Linked DNA regions of Mus musculus: region 1 is linked to region 2. A link is a loop called in an ENCODE intact Hi-C map of the cell type or tissue named here. Cell type or tissue: left cerebral cortex. All regions are shown on one strand. Links, peaks and the distances in the headings refer to the core of each region. The heading gives the core; the rest is flanking DNA. Region 1 has its middle 33 kb from the start of Rtca. Region 2 has its middle 26 kb from the start of Gm26344.

The links. Hi-C counts contacts between places; a loop is a spot of excess contacts. Peaks named below come from ENCODE experiments on the same cell type or tissue, not always from the same donor. Only the 100,000 strongest peaks of a DNase experiment are listed, where the experiment ranks them.
Region 1: it touches region 2 in a loop (1.9-fold over the local background); 6 of 42 quality-filtered maps call a loop at or near these places.

The regions. Positions count from the first base shown.
Region 1 is chr3:116,468,970-116,480,750 of GRCm38, reverse strand. No RefSeq gene overlaps it. Among named protein-coding and RNA genes, the nearest start is that of Rtca, 33 kb to the left of the region's middle. In left cerebral cortex, for the core only: no CTCF peak of the experiment used is centred there; a DNase peak (open chromatin) is centred at 5,941.
Region 2 is chr3:116,034,278-116,046,058 of GRCm38, reverse strand. No RefSeq gene overlaps it. Among named protein-coding and RNA genes, the nearest start is that of Gm26344, 26 kb to the left of the region's middle. In left cerebral cortex, for the core only: a CTCF peak has its summit at 5,079; a DNase peak (open chromatin) is centred at 5,083.

The sequences.
Region 1 (11,781 bases), core at 1,805-9,804, 430 kb before region 2:
CCTTGACATGAAGTAAAGGTGGAATAATGAAGAGGAGAAAAGAAAACGCATCAATATCTACACAACAAACAAGGAAGAGCCTTTACGTACTTGTTATAACCCTGTGTTGTTATGTCTGCTACACCGTCAATGGAGTCTCAGCTAGACATTCTTAGTGGGACTAATGGAAATGCTTCACTCCCAAAGAGTCTAAACATTAGTAACCATTTTCTATTTATTCTTCGTTTGCCTTAATGTTTAGTGCAGATTCTGATAGGACCCAAAAGCCTCTCCCAGAGTGTCCTGGGTTGCAGACGTTGGCCTCCCTGCCTCCACTGGCACAGCAACCACTCAATTTACCCTTAGTAACATGGAGCAATTTACCAGCAAAAAATGATGAGCCCTTCTTTGTTTGCTGGGTTAATAGAACAAAGAGCTCAGTGTGGCCTGTGGGAATTTCATCTTCTGATTCAGTGGAGCCATTGTTGTGACCTCTGGTGGAAGAATTCAAGTAAAGGACAGTGATTGGAGTCACAGGATGAGAAACACAAGTTTGTGGGCCGGAATTAACTGTAATGGTGGGGAAGTCTGTTCCCATTTTGGCCCCCTTTGTCAGTGTAGTACATTCTGGCTGTAGAAGAAAGAGTACTCCATGTTTCTTGCTGATCCCCCAAATAGCACACATCCTAAAGGATGGGCTGTAGCCTTTCAGTCTTGTCTTCAACTAGCATTACAACTGTGAGCCTTCAGTGAGCTGTTTTATAGCCCAGTCTCCTCTGAAAGATCCTACGATACGTGACAAGACCAAGGAGCTATGGCCACGGTATAATTGTGCAGCTGAAAAAAAAAATGGGTTTCTCCTCAGCAGCAGTATTGGGTAGGACATTTATTAACTCCACAACACTCTCAATTATTTCTTGCTGAAGAACAAATCCCTCTGCCTCAAATTTGGGAGTTTGAGACAACAAATATTTATTACGTCACAATCTATTACTTCACAACTAGGAATCCAAGAACAAGATAGCTGGGTATTTTTGGCTAAAGGAATCTCATAAGATTGCAATCAAGATCTGGCAAAGCTGCGGTCATCTCCAGATGTGCACGGGGTTGAAGAGTCACGGCTAATCTGACTCACTGGTTCTCATCAGGCTTGGTTTTCTCGCACACTGATGAGCTAGCTGTGACAGTGCCTTGCCATGTCACCTAGACATCACCATGGCTTTTCACAGCATGGCATCTCTTCTGTAGTTACCTTCATGCTTTCTCAGTGGCCACCGTGGAGGTGATGAGGGTTATATATGGATGGGCTCAACGGCACGGACCAAGACTGGCCCCTGCAGTCCTGGCCCAGAGGCCCCTAGGCACCCTCATAACAGTGGGAAAAAATGGCAACTTCAGTTCCCTGAAAACTCAAGCTTGCCTTCCCGGACTATGTCTGTTCTTTTTATTTATTCGCTTTACATCCCACTTACTGCTCTCCTCTGGTCACCCTCTCTCAAATCCTTCCCCCCACCCCTCCCTTTCTCTGAGCGGGTGGGGGCCCCCTGGGTATCCTTCCACCCTGGCACATCAAGTCTCTGCCAGCCTAGGTGCCTCCTCCCACACTGAGGCCAGATAAGGCAACCCAGCTAGAAGAACGTATCCCACACACAGGCGACAGCTTTTGAGATAGCCCCTGCTCCAGTTATTTGGGACCCACGTGAAGACCAAGCTACATATGTGCAGGAAGGCCTAGGCTGTGTCTGTTCTAATGGGTGTTTGACACAGCATTCTTCTGATCAAGAATCTAATTTCTAAATCATGCCTATGTTAGGGAAAGGCATTCTTCTTGTCTTGAGAGAGTGTCTTCTATGTAGGCTGGCAGTAAATTCACAGTCCTCCTGCCTCAGCTTTCTGAGGGCTGAGATTATAGGCGTGTACTATTGTGGCTGGCTAAAATAGCTTTAAAAAAAAGTTAGATGTGGTTGCATCCATGTATAAACAGCTGTACTTCTGTAATTCTTGAACTTTGGAAGTGTAAATTCAAAGCAAGTTTGGGCTGTGAGATCCCGTTTCAACGAACAAACCAACACACAGACAAAATGCTAAATATGAGGGTAAGATATCAAAACATTTGTCTAATTAGGATAGTTATATAGTTAATTTTTCTGTTTTTCAAGTTACTATGAGTCTAGGGAAAGATATCAAAATAAGCTGTGAAGAAGAGGAATAAAGAAAGAGGATAAAGGAAGATATTTTATTTTTATTATTTTGTTCTTGGGACAGGGACTCATATAGCTCAGCCTGGCCTTGAGCTTGCTATGTAGCTGAGGCTGTCCTTGGTCTCTCAGTCTTCCTGCTTCTCCTTCTCCACTGCTGAATTATAGGCACATACCACCAAGCCCAGCTTGAAGAGAGGTTTTAACCTGCAGTGCTCACAGGGTTGATTCCCTGAGCAGGCAAAGAATATTGGAGCCTCTGACTACTTAACCCTGGTTTCCGTGCTGTTCCATTCTAGTACTCAGACTGAGACTTCTTCAGCCTCTCTGATGCCATCTCTCTGTGCTCTCAGTGAGTCTCAAACTTCAGTGCAATACACGTCTTTATAGATATAAAAGTCCAGTCCACTCCTCTCCCAGGACATTCTGAGTGGGGGAATCTGGGTGTGACTTGGGCATCTATAGTTTTTATTACAGTAATTTCTCACCAGTGCCTGTGTGTGTGTGTGTCTGTGTGTCTGTGTGTGTGTGTGATGCCATGTATATAAAAGGCAGACGGACTTTCAAGAGTTGGTTCTTTTCTTCCACTACGTCGATCTCACAGACTCAACTCAGGTTTTCAGGCTTGGTCCCAAGTGCCTTTACCCATCTCACCACTCCCAATCTGTTTATATTTCCACAGGACTCCCATGTGATTCTGCCTTAAGAGTTCCCTTAAAGATCACACCTTAAAGGAGCAGTAGCCTAGATTTACAGGTTGCTCCAAGGCTGGAAGACCTGACGGCGAATTCAAGTTAACATGTGGAAGAAACAGGTGCAAGTTGTTATTGTTTGTTGACTGAATCAGATTTCAGGAACACAAGGAGAAAGACAACCCCAAAATCTTTTCCTCCCCTTTGCTTAGCATTGATTCAAAAAGTAGCACGTCCCCATACTCAAGTTACCAGCTCGAGTCTGCAGAGCAGTTGTCTATGGGCATGAGAAAGGCCCCCAGCACAATGCACACTGGTATCAGGTGGCTGGCTCTTCCACAGCCATATCACAGCTGCCTCCAGAGCCAGCAGAGACAGACAGATCTGATGCTCAATGCCAGACTCGCAGCTTCTCGGGTCTCTTCTTAAGGTTAATAACCTAACCAAGGAGTTTTCACCGGGATAATATAAAAATGTACTTCATCTGGGACAGACTCGGGCACTGAACTCAGGTCACCAGGCATCGCAGCAAGCACTTCTACCTACTAGTCAACTCTCTGGCCCTGGAATAATAATTTTATTTTAGCTGCTATAGAAATCTGATTTGCTTTGAAATACTTAGTCATTGTAGATCTCAGTTCGTGCACAAACTCAATAGCTGCCCATGCACTCAGAGGACTGACTGTCACAGTAAAAGAGTGTCCAGTGATGAGAAACTGGACTGGTGTCACACTGACATGGCTCCAAATCAGGGTGTGTCAACAGTGAGGGACGTGACCTTCTTGAAGAGACTTTGAGCTGAAATAGGACATGGCGTCTCACTTCCCTCCTGAAGCATCTCAGGTTTCCCCATTCTCTGTCAATGGCAGAAAAAAAAAAAGAGTTTCTATCAAAGTCTAGGAGCCTTTTTGTCCTTTCTCTTACTTTTCTGGAAGTCTCCCACCCCAGCTTCGAGGTGTATTGTTCAGGTTGATGTAGACAACTGACCTTTCTTGCATAGCTCTGAGAGTCAAACACTCGAGGTTTTTTTTTTTTTTCCCTCAAGTAGACCAGACTATTTGAGAGGTTTTACATAATTATTCAGACTGCAAGTCATACATGCTTGCCAAAGAGGACTTGGAGGTTTAAAGGGCTAACCAAGATAGTCCTCCTGCCATTCCATTGAACTCTTCTGGCACCATAAGGAGCTCACTCTGGGAATTATAGACTTTTTTGAATGATCCTTTCCTCCCCGCTGCATTCTAGGGAATTCTCTATCCCCTAGAGGACTGTCCACAGACAGCATCAAGGAGGAGGAGGAGAACGGATAAGTTAGGGAAACAATGACACAAAACATCACCACGGACCAGACCCACAGCGTCTGGGGCAGTGGCTCTGGGAGGAAAAGTCTCCACAAGCCTGAGGATGGGAGTTCGGAGCCACCACAGTCAATGAGTACCAGATGTGATGACAACAGTGCCTGGAACCCCAGTCCTGGGTGGAGAGAGGAGACAGCCAGATCCTGGGGGGCTGACCTGGTGGGCTTCAGCTCAGTCAAGGATCCTGTCTCAAAAACTAAGATAGTGAATGATGTGTGTGTGTGTGTGTTATACACACACGCGCGCACACACACACACATACACACACCATACACACATACACACACAATACACCACATACCATACACACACACACACACACACACACACACACACACACACACAGCCAATGAAAAAGCCAAGAATGAAGCACAAAAGAAGATGGAAGGGTTCTTAAGCCACACAGTAGGATGACATTTATCAAAAGGCAGAGGTTGAAGAGAGATGACAGGCCCACCAAGGAAAAACAGAAGCAGATCCACAATGCTATGGACATGGAGACCCTGAATGGCTGCAGTCCATCTCATGCAGGTAGCATCTCATGGTGCTCTTTTCTGTCTTGCTGAACTCTTCCCGACAGACTGGTCCAGACTCACCTTCCCTCAGAGGCCTGAGGACTCAATACTGTGCCATTCACGATCCACATGTACATTCTGACTGTTGATAGAGCTTTGGCCAGTTTTCCTCATTTGCCTGGTATGACTCTGTAATATATGTGTTAGTCACAAAGATCCTGGATACTTTACTTCTTCCCCTCCCCTCCCCTCCCCTCCCCTCCATCTCCTTCCCCTCCTCTCCCCTTCCCTTTATCTCCCTTCCCCTTCTCTCCCCCTACCTTCCTGTCTCCTTCTGCCCCTCTCCTCTTCCCCTCTCTTTCCTTTCCTTCCCCTGCATCTCCCTTTCCTCTTTCCCAGATTCCTCTCTCCCTCTCCCTCTCCCTCTCCCTCTCCTCTCCCCTTCCCTCCCCTCCCCTCCCCTCCTCTCCTCTCCTCTCCTCTCCTCTCCCCTCCCCTCCTCCCCTCCTCCCCTCCCCTCTTCCCCTCCCCTCTCTCCTCTCTCCTCTCTCCTCTCTCCTCTCTCCTCTCTCCTCTCTCCTCTCTCCTCTCTCTTCTCTCCTCTCTCCTCTCTCCTCCTCTCTCCTCTCCTTTCTTTGAGGCCAGGCTGTGCCTCGTGTTGTCCTGTCCATCTTAGGAAGAGTCCTACTTATCTCTTTGTACCACCATGTTCTTCTGCGCTGTGCAGTTGCTTCTGTCATTTTCTTAGCATTTCCCCTCTTTTCTCTTGCAAGTATTATTTAGTTAATTGCACCCTCATCCTCCATTCCCTCCTCATTATCAGAGCTTTTGAACTGACTGGATACCTCTACTTAGCATCTCTCTTGATTCAAATACATCTCTGACCTTTTCAACGTGGCGACCACCTTGAGAAATGTCTTATTGCCCTGCATTGAAAGAATTGATATCAAACAGCATGGTGTGCCTGGCGTGGGTTTTTTTTTTTTTTTTTTTTAAAGCTCACTTTTCTAAGTCTATGATTATTTTTTAAAAAGCTTGAGTATATTCAGGATGATTAACATGCCCTTTTGAATAGCCACGCACTGTCACAATCTCATATTCAGCTGCACATCTAATTGCACAGGTACCAAAGGAAACAGGGCTGGGATCGTCGTGTAAGCGATGTAGCTGAAGGGAGCGGAGGCCGGATGACATCATGGTGCATTGTGCAGACGAATCAATGCTCTTCAGTGAGTCACACAGACAAACTCGGGGGGAAGTGAGTCATGACTGTCCAGGTAGTGAAAACCGTCACACACAGACCAGAGCAATCAGTACTTTGTCTCATTCGAATCAAGCCGAATTTGTCCCCTAAAATTAATGTAATTGACTTTAATCTTATTTATTTTCTGGATAGTTAGAATTAACTTATGAGATTTTAAAATGCTTTCTTTAGTTAAGAACTACTCATGCACCATGGAGAGAGCTCAGTGGCCCTTGTCACTGAAGTCTGGTCGTCTGAGTACAGTCCCTGAGACTCATGTTAAGGTGGAAAGACAGAGGCAACTCTACAAAGTTGTCCTCTGACCTCCACATCCACACTGTGCAACCTGCACCTGCACATAACACACACACACACACACACACACACACACACACACACACACACACACACACACACACACACACACACACACCCCGTGGTCAGTAGGAGAACAATGAGAAGATTTATAGGCTGTGATGGTCTGTATTGGTTTCGTCAACTTGACTCACCTGGGAAGAGAGACCCTCAGCTGAAAAGTGGCCTCCATCGCATTAGCCATGAGCACATCTGGGAGGCTTTTTCCTGACTGCTGATTGATGGAGGAGGGCCCAGCCCATGGTGGGTAGGTAGTACCATCCCTAGGCAGATGGGTCTGGGCTGTGTAAGAAAGCCTAATTCGAGGTAAGGCACAAGCTAGTAAACAGCTTTCCTTTTAAGCTTGGATCTTTGCTTCCCTTGATGATGACTGTAAAATGAAATAGACCTGGGGCTGGCGAGATGGCTCAGCTGGTAAGAGCATTGACTGCTCTTCTGAACGGTCCTGAGTTCAAATCCCAGCAGCCACATAACGACTCACAACCACCCGTAATGAGATCTGATGCCCTCTTCTGGTTTGTTTGAAGTCAGCTACAGTGTACTTATATATAATAATAAATAAATCTTAAAAAAAAAAAAAAGATGAAATAGACCCTTTCCTTTCCAAATTGCTTTTGACCCTGGTGTTTATCATAGCAAGAGAAAAGCAAATTAGAATATATGAATAAGGGGTTCTATAATTATTTTTCTGTATATATTGACACAATATTGCAATAAAATAAATTATGTTTCTTCTTCCAACCAAAACGGAGGAAGAGGGATGGGGGTTGGGGGGCAGCTGAGAGAGGGTTAGTTAGTAAAGTACTTGCTGTTCAAGTGGGGGCCTGAGTGTAAGTCCCCACAGCACATGTAATAGGGATGGCAGTATGCATCGTAATCTGTGTTCCTACAGCAGATGGGAGGTGGAGACAAGGGAATTATCAAACGACAAAGCGGTCTGTCCCTACTAATTGGAATGTAGAGGCTAGCTCAAAGCTCCTCTCTCCTTCTCAAGGGTACTCACATACAACTGGGGAGAGCATGTGCACATGCACAACACACACATACACACACACACACACACACACACACACATACACACACATACACACACACACATACACACATACACACACATACACACACACACATACACACACACATACACACACATGCACATACATACATACATACACACACACACACACATGCGCGCGCGCGCGTGCGCCACATGCACAGATGGGTGGGGAGGACAGACTAGAGCTACCTTCCTTCCTGTGACAGCTTAAAGGGTGAGCCAAATATAGTATGGCAATTTCTAAGATAGTAACTATCAAGCAATGAGAGGCAGCGTTCCCTGAGATACGGAAACAAGCACAGGCTGTTCCTTGCAGCCAGGGTAAAGTTCTCAGGCCACAGCACAGAGAGGAGAAGCCAAGGTGGGCCCTGCAGTGATCCCCGAGCTGTGGATATATATGTATGCCTATGCCTATGCCTATGCCTATGCCTATGCCTATGCCTGTACCTATGCCTATGCCTATGCCTATGCCTATGCCTGTACCTATGCCTATGCCTGTACCTATGCCTATGCCTATGCCTATGCCTATGCCTATGCCTATGCCTATGCCTATGCCTATGCCTGTACCTATGCCTATGCCTATGCCTATGCCTGTGCCTGTGCCTGTGCCTGTGCCTGTGCCTATGCCTATGCCTGTACCTGTGCCTATGCCTATGCCTATGCCTATGCCTATGCCTATGCCTATGCCTATGCCTATGCCTGTACCTATACGTGTGTGTGTATCTCCACTCTTTATATATGCATAGATCCTCAATTTATATATATGTACATATAAAATGAAAATAGATTTTCCATGCGGTATATTCTGATTACAGTTTCCCTTCCCACCCCAGTTCCCACCCCATCCAGATCCACTCCCTTTTTGTCTCTCATTAGAAAACAAACAAGCTTCTATGGAATAAATAAATAAAATAAGTTATAACAAAAGCAAACAAATTTAAATGGCACAAAACAGCCAAACAAGAAAATGAGCCAAAGAGAAAGCACAAGAAATCCATACAGCCGCCAAGACGCACATCGGCACACACAGGGATCCCACAAAAATCACAAAACTAGAAGCCATAATGCATATGCAAAGGACATAGACTGTTAAAAAATGCCCGACTTAACATTATGAGACAAAGAACCTTCAAAGGTGCCACTGTCTTTGTTCTCCGTTGGCTGTCTACTCAGGGACTTGCGGCTGACCCTTAGGAGTGGTTTGCTTCCTCAGTGAGACTCACGTGGAAAAAGCATTTGCAAGTGGCCATCAATCGGAGACTGCAGAGTCTTGGTTAGGGATGCAGGTGTGTATTCTCTTCTCCTTTTAGCTCTAGGACCCCATGTGGTGCAGACCTGTGAGGCCCTGTGCACACACTGCCTGATTCCTTGCTGTTCTCCATCCCCTCAAGCTCTCACACTCTGCCTCCTCTTCCCCGAGGGAGGGATTTCTTAGAGTGATATATCCCTTTTGGGGCTGTTCAAGGTTTCTTACTCCACATATTTTCTGGCTGTGGATTTCTGTATTTGCCCCCTATCTCTTGCTGGAGGAAACTTCTTTGATGATGGCTGAGCAAGGTATGGATCTATGAGCATAGCAAAATGTTGTTAGGAGTCACTTTAGGGCTACCTTCCTTTAGCAGAACAGTAGTGCTCCATTTTTCCCTTGGGCCCTTGGGCCTATCCAGTCTTAGGTTCTTGACCACCGGATCAGCATTAGGTTTGCATTCCATCTCATGGAGTGGGTCTTCACTCAAATCAGATATTTGTTGGTTACTCCCACAAGTCTGAGCCCCTATTACACCAGTGCATCTTATAGGCTACTCACTGTTGGGAATCAGTTTGTAGCTTGGTTGGTGTTTACCTTTATCCTTTGGTGGCCTACAGAGTACCTTCCAGGGCCATGTACACTTGTCTGTAGGGGTGAACGCTCTAGGTAGGCACTGGGTCCTTTGGGGATTCCCGTGGGACCTCTTTGGCCAAGAGCTTGATTATATGTAACTCATTCCTGGTCCTGGAAGCTTTATTTGATGATGAGACATAGCCAGTTGGGCTCTGTCTCTTTGGTTATCTGGACTTTTTATTGAGAGCATCTTCATGCATGTGTTTTAGGAAGCTTCTACTGTATCAGGTTTCCATACTACCCCTCAAATGGCCCTGAGTTTTATCAGTCTTTCCTCATATTTCCTCCCTTGTCTTCCTCTCCCTCCCTATTTAACCCCCTATTCCAGCACATACAACCCTACCCATTCATAACCATCTCTTCTATTTCCCTGTCCTAGGGAGACCCATCCCTCCATCCCAGGCCCTAATGCTCTACCTAACCTCTGTAGCTGTCAAGCTGAGAATATGGATGGGATGTTGAAGAGACTTGATTGCCTCGAGCTGGCAGGACAGACTACTGGAGAGATGGGAGACAACATCTCAAGTCTGAATTCAAAGGGAGACCTGCAGAAATGTCCACTCTTGTGTACTCTGTAAAGCACTGAACTGTGTCTCAATACCTTAGGCTGGGAAAGAATCAAATGGACAGATTAGAGGAATTGCACTCACCCAGGCCTGGGAGGTGAGCCTGCCTACCACCATGCCTAACCTTTGCCAAGTTAGAAAACCCCACAAACCACCAGCAAGTGAATTAGGTGCAGAGTGCTCGCTCGGGCTAGTCATGACTCCTAACTGGGCGGTACTGAGCCACCAAGTAAAAGCTGAGACACATTGTTACAGGATGTTTGACTGTTGTACATAGAAAACCCAGTTGTTAGCAAAATATACAAACTCAGATAGATGTGGAAGCTGTCGGATGCAGTTAGGTGCATCCTGAAGAGATGCGGTTTGGGTGTGCTTCTAAAAGCTTCCATAGAAAAGAATGCTGAAGAAAATCCTGTCTATTTTAAGACAAACTGCGCCGGGCGTGGTGGCGCATGGAGGCAGAGGCAGGCGGATTTCTGAGTTCGAGGCCAGCCTGGTCTACAAAGTGAGTTCCAGGACAGCCAGGGATATTAAAAAAAAAAAAAAAAAAAAAAAAAGACAAACTCCTTTGGGGAGGTTCTTGTGGTCTTTGCTCTATGACCTGAGGCAAAGTCAACTGGACAGCCTTGAGGTTAGGGTTAGGGCTAGAATTTAGGGTTAAAGGTAGGGTTAGGGTTAGACCCTACTAATTTGGCCCCTACTAGCTTGGAGCCCACCCACCATGACAGGGCTCAGCCTGCCAAGGGTATAAGGGAGGAGCGAGAGACTTCTTTAATAGAAATTGGATCTTTCTCTCTCTCTCTCTCTCTCTCTCTCTCTCTCTCTCTCAGTGTGGAGATAAAGAGGGATTTTCTCTTTTGGCTTACAGGAACAACAGAACAGCAGCTGGCAGGACGCAGGTCAAACAATATTCTAGGAAAGAGCTAAGAAGCTCTCTCGGGTTTGGAGGAGCTCAAGGGAAAGGTAGAGGAGCACAGTAGAATGAGACAAATTGAAGGAGATTTCTAAAGAGCTAGTTGTTTAGTTGTAGAGCCAGTCTCATAAGTTGATATTTTATATATTGTTAAGAAAATAAAGTTAGCTCTCTGGGCTAGCAGGTTTTTACCTCAGTTTATGCCTCCTGTGTCTTTATTGGTATAAATATTTGTTAAATTTAAAAGTATAAATATTGTAACACTTCTAAAAAGGCAACATTATTTTTTAAGTAACATAATTATGGCCCAGAACCAATGTATTTAAAAGAATACAAAAAAATGTCCAGCCATAAAAAGGTAAAAGTCCCAACAGTGTTTGATATAAAAATAAGTGACCAGAGCCAGGGAACAGCTCAGTGGCAGAGAACAGGGTGAGCGTGTCTGAGCACCAAAGCAAGCAAACAGACAAGCAAAACGGAGCTGGAGAGGTGGCTCAGAGGTTAAGAGCACTGAGTGCTTTTCCAGAGGTCCTGAGTTCAAATCCCAGCAACCACATGGTGGCTCACAATCACCTGTAATGGGATCCAATGCTCTCTTCTGGTGTGTCTGAAGACAGCTACAGTGTACTCATATACATAAAATAAATAAATAATTATTAAAAAACAACAACAACAACAAAAAACAAGTAAAACAAGCAAGTAAGTGAACAGACAAGCATTACCAGGCAATGACGCTGGGAGCAATGACACTGGGATTAGAAAAAATTAGTATAAACTCAACTAACAACAAAGGGATTTGCAGATACTATTGAAATAGTATAACTATATTCCATATGTTCAAACTACTAAAGGAAAAATTAAATGTGTTGGTTAGAGACAAGGGACATGCATAAAGAACATGAGTAGATGTAGCTCCATAGGAGGAACAACAATATGAACTAACCAGTACCCCCCAGAGCTCCCAGGGACTAAACCACCAACCAAAGAGTACACACGGAGGGAC
Region 2 (11,781 bases), core at 2,010-10,009:
TACAGTTGAGAACTTCTGGGTTACAGGAGCTGAAGGAAAATGATTGTGGCTTTGGTATCCTTGTAGGAGAAAATAGGAAGGTGGTGTGATAAAGGGGAGCAGAAACTGAATGACACAGTGATGAGGGTCTCCTCTCTCTATTGCCAAAGAGACATGGATGAGAACCACTACAGAGAAGAAAATGCTCACATCTGGGTAGACAGCAAGCTGAAGGAATGGGCAGGAGTACTGAACCCCGTGCTCTACGGAGCCTGGGAGATCTCATTGCCAGTGACAGCACAGAGGTGGTGAACTGGAACTAGACAGAATACTTGGTCTTTCCCATGTGGAGTTGACATGGCAATGAAACTAGGCAACGGCAGTACGGTAATTTTGCAAAGACACATTCTGATGAGCATATTCAAATGCAAAATATCCCTGCCACAAATGAATCTCCATAGTATAGCCTACAATACATGCCATTAAATACCCAATAATAACAGTACCTTTCAGTAGAATGTCGGACAAGAAAATGAAGACTGTTTCTCTGACTGAAAGTTGTCACCAAACTTGTCACTGTTCTTGTTCTTCCTACTTCAGATTGGTCCATGCTCTATACATACTGGAATTAAATCCTTTACTGGGTGGCAAACGTTTTTCTTCCTATTGGTGGTGGTGTCTAGGTAAGACAAATCATCCTAATGATGTTCTAAATAAATGTAATTCAATGTCTTTCTAAAATGTGAAGACTAATGCTATAGAAATGAAATCTATAAAAGTCCAAGGGGCAGATAGAATCAAGGAGGCAGATTTTGATTCAATACAAAAAAAGCACTTTCTAAAAATGTGAATTACCCATAAATGGAAAAAGCTAAGCATATTCCCTCTTCTGGAAGTCTTGTAGCAGTAGCTCAACGCTGTAGAGATGCTATATATAGAATTCTTACTTGGGGCTTAGGACTGAGGGACCTCCATAGTAATTTTTCTATTATCTTCCTCTCGTGTATCATGGGTAAGGAGAAACGGTCGTATGAATACCAATCGTGTTCTCATACTCATGCAAGCTGGGGTTTGGGGCCTTTAATTAGATATTGAGGGTGTAGCAATGCACAGCCTGAAGCTATCTACATGACTTTGCAGATAGTAGGAGATACAGGAACAGGCAGATAAACAGTGGCCAAAAAGTAAATATTTGGCACTCAGGGAGCATTTAGCTCAACTGTGGTGCTTAGGAATACTTTAGGGAATAGATGACATATAACCTGAAACATCATTCACTAAACTGAACTTGACTGATGAAGACAGAGAGACTTCAGCCACTGTAACCCATTTACATATTCAGTCTTTATGATCTGAACACAAGAACACTGACAGGTTATGAAGCTTAGGAGGAGGGCTCTCAATGAGACAAAATGAACTACATCCTCAAAAGTGCAAAGACAATCTTTATGCCAAGATAATATTGTGATGTATTCATGACTTGCTCATATATATATATATATATACATATATATATATATACATATGTATTTATATGTGTATGTATATGTATAACTTGGACACTGAATATTCCTTATCCAAGGAGACTAGATCAAATTAGATTGTTCCACTGACCTGAGCAGAGGCAAGGCAAAGCAGAGGGAGAGAGGGAGGTGATTATAGCAAAGCTAGAGAATAATAGCTTCAAATTATTGGCTTTTTTACTATAAATGTCAAGTAATATAAAGATTGAATCAAGTATTTGCAGGTAAATTTTCCCCTCCCAGAAGGAGATAACTTGAAGGGTTTTTTGTTTCTTTAATTGTTTGTTTGTTTTTGTTGTCATTTGTTTGTGGGTTTTTTTTTCTTTTGGAGGTAAGGAAAATATGTGTTGGGGTTGTTATTAGAAATAAAACTATAAAGACTACTGAAAATCAGTCAAGTGTGCCTGTTCCAGAACCTACTTTGTCTTACCGTTCTCTCAGTAATTGTTTCTAATGGTTCCCTCTCATTGTAGTTCTCTGAGTCGATGAGAAAGCAATGGAACCCCAGAAAGGGCCAGGGTTTTGAAAGTAAATTAAAATCATCCTGTTATGTAATTTTTAGCTATGGATATAGATGTAGGAATATTTTCTTAAAAATGCAATCAATAATCTGAAGCCAGGAATGAACTAAATGATGAGGATTCATTGAGATCAACTTGCAACACTACAAGAGTGCACAGTGGGGCTGGAGAGATGCTCTCACCATTAAAGGCTAGGCTCACAACTGAAACTGTAAGAATGCAAAGCTTGTAACACTTTGGAAAATTTTAGAATGCCGTTAATCAAGAGGAAAGACTAAAGAATGTAAATCTTGTAAGATTTTTCCTTGCAAACTTGATATTACCCCAAAGAATATTTGTTAAGAAGAAACCCAAAGTCCCCAAGTTTACACTAAGTGTCACTGAGAAAAAATATTTTCTTTTTTTAAAAAAAGTTGAAGAGTGTCAACCTTTACTTTAAGGGTCTTATATAAGTCAATTTTTTTTTAAAAATAAACTATTTTGGTATGTATATGAACAAAGGCCCAGAAAATTTAAAGTTATTAAAGTTGCTATATTTTCTAATAAAGACAAAACAAAACCACAAAACTAAAATGTTCTGAGGACTGTCGTCTGTTTCTCCCTTCAGTCACCATTACTACTGTCACCATTACTATTGTCTATCTCATTGTTCAGGTCAAAATCGCAGGAGTCAAAACTGGCTATGGGAGAGCACACTACTAATTTCATTACACGAGAGAACCTTTACAAGTTCAAGACCAGCCTGGGCTGCATAGTCAATTTAAGATCAGCTTAGCCCAGGGCTACACAGCAAAATAAAATGAAACAAAATAAAATAGGACTCCACAGTCAACCTGTCAACACATCCCATATAATTTATCAACTTCTTCCAAATCTACTTGAAGTAAGTGCTTCTCACAGCTTCCACCACTAACACGCTGACTTAAAACACCTAAATCATTTCTCTTTAGAGTCCAAGATGGCAGTAGTGTTCACAGTGCATCAGCTGTGAAAACCAAAATCTCCACACTCCTTGCCAAATACCCTCTGGGAAGTCAGAAGACATCAAGTCACCTCATGATTATTGTCCACTATTAGCCTTCCTAATTGCTCCATTTTACCCTTCTATAATCCACATCCCATACAGTAGTCAGAATAATCTTATTAAGGTGTGCAAGAACGCTGAAAGACCATACATAGCCAAGTACAGTGATTAGATTTGTCTCTTGGGAGAAAGAACTTATATTGAAACAAGATGCATAGATTTGAGGTCAAGGATAACAGAAACTGGGAGAAATGAGAAAGCATACAGCTTTAGGGGTCAAGAGAATGTTACTCTGATCCTGGCTCTGTCATTTAAAAGTCCTGAGGCCTTAACCAAGTTTTTGCTTTCTTGGCCTTCAGTTTCTATATCTATGATAACCATAATTACTCTTACCCTCAGGATGGCTGGAGGATTAAATAAGACAACGTGTTATAACATTGCGTTGTACCTGACACACTGTAAGCAGTAAGTGACCGGCAGCTAATGAAGCATCTAAGCTAGTAAGAGTAGAGTTTTGGAAAGAGGGTAAATTGCAGAGATCTTAAGATAAGCAAGCTTAAAAAACTGACAATTTCAGGTTTGGGGGTTAGGGAAACAAAGCCCCACTTGCAGCATCTTGGCACTGCAGCTTTGTAGGTAAAACGACGTGAACACCATGAACTTTGTGAAGAGGGGGAAAGTCTCTCCTGCAGAAGGAAGTTTCTTCGGCTTCCATCCTTCATGGTTCCTCTTCCCCACCATCCTGTCTTCCTTCCATCTCACAGTCTGTATATAACTTTGCCTCCTCAAATCGTACATACATCAAACACAAAGCTGTGTTTAGAAAGAAAAACTACAACTCTAATTTCTCTAAACTAAATCGAGGGTTTCAATAATTGTCAATTTAGGGGAAAGAAGATGAAAACTACCGAAGGTAACAGTACCTATGACATAAACCATCCATGTTGGGCTTAGCGAGATGTCTCAGCAGGTGAAAGCGCTTGCCACAGCCTGATAACCTGATTTAGATCTCCAGCACCTATGCGGTTAAAGGATAGAACCCACTCTCCCAGATTGTTCCCTTACTTGGACATGTTCGACATGACATATACAAGTCCCCCAAATATTAATCATTCTAAATCTATAAATACACTTTTATGTTATTTTGAAGTTGCCACACACTTTTCCAAGTATCATTTTTATGAACTTATAATATTCTATGTAATCCAAGTAAACATTATTCTAAGGAGTCTCTAGACATCTCCAAATGAATTCGCTCCAAATGTATTTGGCAGAGAAAGGTTAAGACTTCCTTCTGGCTCATTGTGTGAGCCATGCATCTGTTTCACTCTCTTAAGTTGTTTTTTTTCTGTGTACTCCTGCCCTTACTTCTGTCTGTAAGTCCCAACTGTCACCCTGTGTTCCTCCAAAGCAAACATCCATGTGACTTCATGTGCTTCTCAATTGTTCTGACCATTCTTTGGACCCTTCACTTTTCACCCAGTCTTAAGATGTAAGAATGTCGTAAGTTCTGATCACCCACTTTCCCACCATCAGCAGACACTATTGAGCAGAGGGTACCGTGCGACCCAGCTTGCTATTGAGCACTGACAACTGGCAGCAGTTTGTCATTTGAGGGCGATAGTCAAAAGAGAAGAAACTTACCTGGAAGTTGCCAAACAGCATGCGAGTTGCTTTGCTCAGGCTAAAGTTTATGGCATGTGAATTCCCTGAGGCTCATCAGGCGGTTACATAGAAAAGAGAGGAAACTCCATTAAAGGACTGAGTTTGCCAAGGTTGGGCAAACACTGTTTGTAAAGCTGTGACTGCATTTTCTGACAATCTTCGAGACATTAGACACAGTGAAGTGAAGCACATCTTGTTCTCTGTCTTGATGGATTCAGCACAGTTGCTTAGAGCAGGTGGAATACTTAGGATATTTTCATTTCTTGAATCTGTCTTGAATGTGATGTTGATGATCACTGTAGGTACAAATATTAGGCAAACAATCATTTTGCTCTGAGCTGTTGATTTTTTTCATAAATGAATGCATGACACCTGCTGGTTGACTGTGGAGTTTACCTAGCTTATTGAAGTGAGGTTTATGAATTTTGCATACACTGAAATCCATCAATTGGGAATGTACGAGGCTATGTGTTTTCGATCAGTATGTGTGCTTACATAACCACCATCACAATCAGGATACAGAAACGGTCATTTCCCATGGTTTCCCTGCACACATTTGTAGTCAAGTCCATCTTCAGGACCAGGTGAGCACTGACTTGCTTTCTGTTCTAATAGTGTCATATGTTCTAAAATGTCATGTGCAGGAGTCATGGTATGTAGTTCTTTGTGCCTGCCCTCGTTTCTTTAACCTAATGCTTTGTAGATTCAGTCTTGCTGGTGCAAATATCAGTAGTTAGCTGTGTTTATCCTTTAATAAATAATAGAAATTTGGGTTATTTTCATGCTCTCTCTCTCTCTCTACACACACACATATGTTCACCTGTGTTGTGTACTTTTAAACTTGGCATGTAGTTGTACATATTTATGAAGCACAGTGTGGCATTTTGATACATTTTAACAAAATGCAATGACCAGAGATTGACAATCAGCCTATCCATTGTTTCTGTAATTAACCATCTCTTTGTATTGAAAGCATTCAGATCCTCTCTACTAGCTATTTTGAAATATTCAATTAGCTGTTTTCCACCACAGTTACCCCACTGGGCTACAGAACACTAGAAATCATTCAGTCCACCCACCAGAAACCTCAAACTAGCTATACCCTCCATTCATTCTTTCCTCCCTGAACCTTCTCCTTGGTAACCACTGTCCTATTCTATAGAAAGTTAAATTTTAGCACACATACATGCAAGTGAGAGCAAGTGACATCTGTCATTCTGTGTCTGATGTATTTACCCAACACAGTGCTCTCCAGGTCCATCCATGCTGCTGCATGTTATAGATTTTACTCTTTTTGTGACTGAATAGTAGCCCAGCATGAATAATAACACATTTTCTTTACTCATTCATCTGCTGTTGGACACTGGAGACGATTCCATAGCTTAGCTACTCTTGGCAGAAGAGTATTGCAGTAACCAAGGGAGGGAAGATGACTCTTTGTAGTGACAATTTTGGAATTCTCGTTTCTTTAAAAAACACAGAAATATTATAAGAATTTGTTTTTGGTTTAATCCTAGGGATGTGATACAGGGTAGCTTCAGACAGCTGACTATGATTTGCCTCGTGCTTTAGCAGGCGTGTGATTTGGGCAGCTGTAAACAGTTGCTGCAACGGTATGCCATTTGGATTCTGGGAACTTTTCAGAGGGCATATAAATGCTAGGACCTTGAGAGGTGAGGTTGGTAGTTGGTGGGCTATGGTGGTTGTTGGTCATTCAGGGGTGGTGGTGGTTGAGGGTTATTAGTAGTTGTGATCAAAAAAAGAAAGAAGAAATTAGGTTCAGGGATCTTTTCCTCTCTCCTCTTTATTCTTTTTTTTCCCTCTCCTGTCTAGTGTTAGGGAGTTGAAGGGGTGGATAAAGGGTGGCGAAGGGTAGAAGAAAAAGGAGCCTACAAAGTAGCACAGACCAGCTACACCTCTTCAATACACTGATTTCATTCCTTTAGTTACCCATGCAATGACAGGAGAAGAATGCCTGGTGGCAGCTCTATTTCTAGCTCGTTTGAGGGAAGCTTTAATATATTTCACAATGGCCATATTAATTAGATTACCACTAAAGTACTAAGATTAAAGTATTCTTGCCTCCTCCTTATTAACATTTATTTTGTTTGGGTGTGTGTGTGTGTGTGTGTGTGTGTGTGTGTGTGTTTGCTATTACAAGTCACTCACTATTTTAACAGGAGTGAGAGGATATCTCACTGTAGCTTTGATCTCTTAGTGGTGCTTAGAGTTTTTTCATACACTTACTCTTCACTAGCTATCTTCTTATGCCGATCAGATAGTTTGCCTGTCTAAACAAAATGGTAAAAGGGATCTCTTTCTTTGTTGTGCAAATATACTTTAGTTCTAAAAAAAAACCCCACCTGACAGTTTTTGCATTTGCTGTCTGTAACTTTTTAAATGTACACTTTGAAATATATGTATATTTTATATTTGTATTAATATATGTGGTCCCTTCAGTCTCTTAGTCTATAAGTATCTGATTTATCTTTTTATTTTTTTAAAGTCGGGTCTCACCATGTGTCCTAGCTGGTCTGAAACCTAATATATAGATTAGGCTGACTTACAAAGTCATCAAAGGCATCATGCCATCACGTCCAACTAAGACATAATGTCTTGCTTTTGCTATTCAAAAATTTTTTAGCCTAAATTTCATCTACTTATTGTGATTTTTGTTCATTTGCTTCTTTGAATTTGGGACTTGTTTTTTCTCATTGCTTTAGTTACACTGCTAGGTTGCTCATTTGAAACCTCTTTACTTTCTATTCAGGGGGATCTTGAATTTCTGACCCTCTTTTCCTTTACCCTCCACTGCACTGTTCCAGCCTGCCCAGTTTATGTGGTGCTGAAGATTGAACCCAGGGCCTTGTGTGTGCTAAGCCTCCCTCTTACTACATGTGATAGCTTCGGGCATGTGTTTCTATTTTTCCTTGACTAAAGAATATTGTTACCCTTCTCATCAATTTCTTCTTAAAACGTTTTATATTTCTTGAGATTGTAATAGAATGACATACTTTCCCCCTTCCACTTCCTCCTTCCAAAGTGTTGGTTGGAACCTTTGTGTTCCTTTAGGGTATGGTGCTTCCTTGCTTTCCATGCTCCTTCTGTCTCCAGCATTGATATGTGTACATCTGGTACAACTGGTGCATGTTTCCAATCTTATGGACTTTTGTTGCTATTGGTTTCCTTAGAGAAAGAGCCATCTCTGTGGATGCTTGTGAGAGTATCAGCTCTGGTGTGTTAGCTATAATTCTAGATAGAATGAGAGACTACATAATTTTTTCAGTTACAATGCTCATGACTGATGGCATCAATGACCTAGACTGGGTGGGTGAGTGGATAAAGGGGTCACCTAGATGGGGCTGTGTATGTGAGTCAGGGGACAATTGATTGCAGGCTCATGGGGGGGGGGAGTGTAACACTTTGTGGCTGGCAGGCCAGCTGTGGGACACTATGGTCACTGTCATGAGCAGGGAGTGTGCTTGGGGATGAACGGGAGGTCTGCTGCCTCGGTGGCTATGGAGCCACTATGTGTCAGCTTCCCCTTTGTGCAAATCTGCATTGGACAAAGGCCACAAATTGCCAAACTGTCCTCTGGCCTGCGGAGCTTCTGCTGAGCATCCTGCTGTCTAATAAGGACCAAAAGGGTCTCAGCTCTGAACAGTGAGGATGATGATACTTCAGTGATGAGTGTCAGGAATGGAAGCACGGTGTGACTGCCAGACCCCAGGAAGAAAGGCTGGGGCAGCGGGTCCAGCGTTGAGATGGCGGCATGCCGTAGATACTTCTGGCACAGAGGGTAGAGATGCACAGTGTAGGTTCCCACTCTGTAAAACACGTGAATTTTGAGCAATTCTCCACACTGTGATGGCCACAGGGCTCTTCTGTAAAGATGTGAAATGACCAAAGGACCACTGGAGTCTTAGAGTGGTCTTTCCATGGGTCTGAGTGAATCTGGCGGGGACAGAGGCAAGATGCTTCTGGTCTCGTCCTGTTCTGCACGCTCACAGCATGTCTGTGCTTCCTCGGCCACTCCAGCTGGGAGTGAGTCGGTTGTTGATGCAGATCCTTTCCATGGGGACAATGAGCCACAAGTGACTTTACACCTGCTTTCAGCTCTTAGTGATTATCAACATGGTTTTGATAAACATTTGGGTCTTTGTGTGCATACGCATCTCCATATCTGCTTGGTAAATATTTAGGCCTTGGGTACTATTATAAGATGAATGCATGTTTGACTTGCATTCATCTTATAACATCTTAAACAATGTCTTCTGCTTTGCAAAAGTAATTTTATACACATTTCTTATGGTAAATGCATGTTTAAAGTTTTCTGGTCCTCTCTATTTACATTGTTATATTTGAGACAAAGGTCTCACTATGTGATTCTGTCCTGGAACTCACTTGTACCCTCAACTGTCCACGTGACAACCCTCCTGTCTTTACCCCTTAAGTGCAGAAATTACAGATGTGCAACTCCACACCTAGATTCATGTTGATTCACTTTATAAAAACACTGAGTTTTGCTTTATAAAAGTAATTTCCCCCTCCATACACCTAATGTTATCCCTATATCAGTGTACTTCCCTATTTCATATCATTATTGTGGAATTCTTTGGATGAATATCTCTTTAATTTCACCTAACACTAAAAAGTAAGAAGAGATTTTCTTAAGAGTGTCCTGAATTAACACTTAAAAAACAAGCTGTTACATCAAAGGAAGAGTACAGCCATGAAGCCAGTGGTGTGACTTGCTGCACAAATTTTATCACACACAATTACTTCTATGCACATCAGTCACTGTTCCCTCCCGGTGCGGATGGTCCTAGCATCTGTAGTACCAGCTTGTAGCATTAGGGGTAAGTGTAGCCTGAGGGTCAGCACATAAGAGGTGATACTCCTGCTGTTGAAATTTAGAGCTTTTTTCTGAGTTGGGACTAGAGTTCATGAGGTCTCACCTCCAGCTGAGGGGTTATTGGTAATTAATGTCTGCCAGGGGAAGGGGAGCCATTTTCTTCAGTGGTATAGCTGCTGATCATACACATACAAGCGATTCTAATTAAATTCAGTGGATCGTCTTTTAAAAAGGCCAAGAAGAAAGAGGGGGGAAGAAAGGGTTCCAAAGATATCGAGAAAGGGGAGAAGAGAGAGGAATGTGAAGGGGTGACTATTATCAAATACACCGCATACATTTATGAAATTGTCAGTTAATACGTGTTTATTTTGAATAATAAAACTTTGGCTAATGGGACCTAATGAAACTCCAAAGTTTCTGCAAGGCAAAAGACACCGTCAATAAGACAAAAAGACCACCAACAGATTGGGAAAGGATCTTTACCTATCCTAAATCAGATAGGGGACTAATATCCAACATATATAAATAACTCAAGAAGGTGGACTTCAGAAAATCAAATAACCCCATTAAAAAATGGGGCTCAGAACTGAACAAAGAATTCTCACCTGAGGAATACCGAATGGCAGAGAAGCACTTGAAAAAATGTTCAACATCCTTAATCATCAGGGAAATGCAAATCAAAACAACCCTGAGATTCCACCTCACACCAGTCAGAATGGCTAAGATCAAAAATTCAGGTGACAGCAGATGCTGGCGAGGATGTGGAGAAAGAGGAACACTCCTCCATTGTTGGTGGGAGTGCAGGCTTGTACAACCACTCTGGAAATCAGTCTGGCGGTTCCTCAGAAAACTGGACATAGTACTACCGGAGGATCCAGCAATACCTCTCCTGGGCATATATCCAGAAGATGCCCCAACAGGTAAGAAGGACACATGCTCCACTATGTTCATAGCAGCCTTATTTATAATAGCCAGAAGCTGGAAAGAACCTAGATGCCCCTCAACAGAGGAATGGATACAGAAAATGTGGTACATCTACACAATGGAGTACTACTCAGCTATTAAAAAGAATGAATTTATGAAATTCCTAGCCAAATGGATGGACCTGGAGGGCATCATCCTGAGTGAGGTAACACATTCACAAAGAAACTCACACAATATGTATTCACTGATAAGTGGATATTAGCCCCAAACCTAGGATACCCAAGATATAAGATATAATTTGCTAAACACATGAAACTCAAGGAGAATGAAGACTGAAGTGTGGACACTATGCCCCTCCTTAGATTTGGAAACAAAACACCCATGGAAGGAGTTACAGAGACGGAGTTTGGAGCTGAGATGAAAGGATGGACCATGTAGAGACTGCCATAGCCAGGGATCCACCCCATAATCAGCATCCAAACGCTGACACCATTGCATACACTAGCAAGATTTTATTGAAAGGACGCAGATGTAGCTGTCTCTTGTGAGACTATGCCGGGGCCCAGCAAACACAGAAGTGGATGCTCACAGTCAGCTAATGGATAGATCATAGGGCTCCCAATGGAGGAGCTAGAGAAAGTAGCCAAGGAGCTAAAGGGATCTGCAACCCTATAGGTGGAACAACATTATGAGCTAACCAGTACCCCGGAGCTCTTGACTCTAGCTGCATATATATCAAAAGATGGCCTAGTCGGCCATCACTGGAAAGAGAGGCCCATTGGACTTGCAAACTTTATATGCCCCAGTACAGGGGAATACCAGGGCCAAAAAGGGGGAGTGGGTGGGCAGGGGAGTGGGGGTGGGTGGATATGGGGGACTTTTGGTATAGCATTGGAAATGTAAATGAGTTAAATACCTAATAAAAAATGGAAAAAAAAAAAGAAAAAAGAAAATATCTAATAAAAATTATATTTTGCTTTTACTTCAAAAAAAAAAAAAAAAAAACTTTGGCTAAAAGCAAAAGGCTGCATTCTAAAGAGCAATAGTACATGATTTAAGTCTTATTATTTGTTAGATTATTATTTTATTATTTCCTATTGTATTATTATCATTATTACTACAACTATTACTATTATTATTATACAAGAGCTATACTTGCCAGAGATAAATGAATTTTTATTCCTACTATTTGGGATGGCTGAGTTTTGAAATAGTGAGTTATTCTGATAATTTATTGCACAGTACAATTCTGTGTTTAAAATCATGCCTTTGGTTTAACTGAGAAACCTC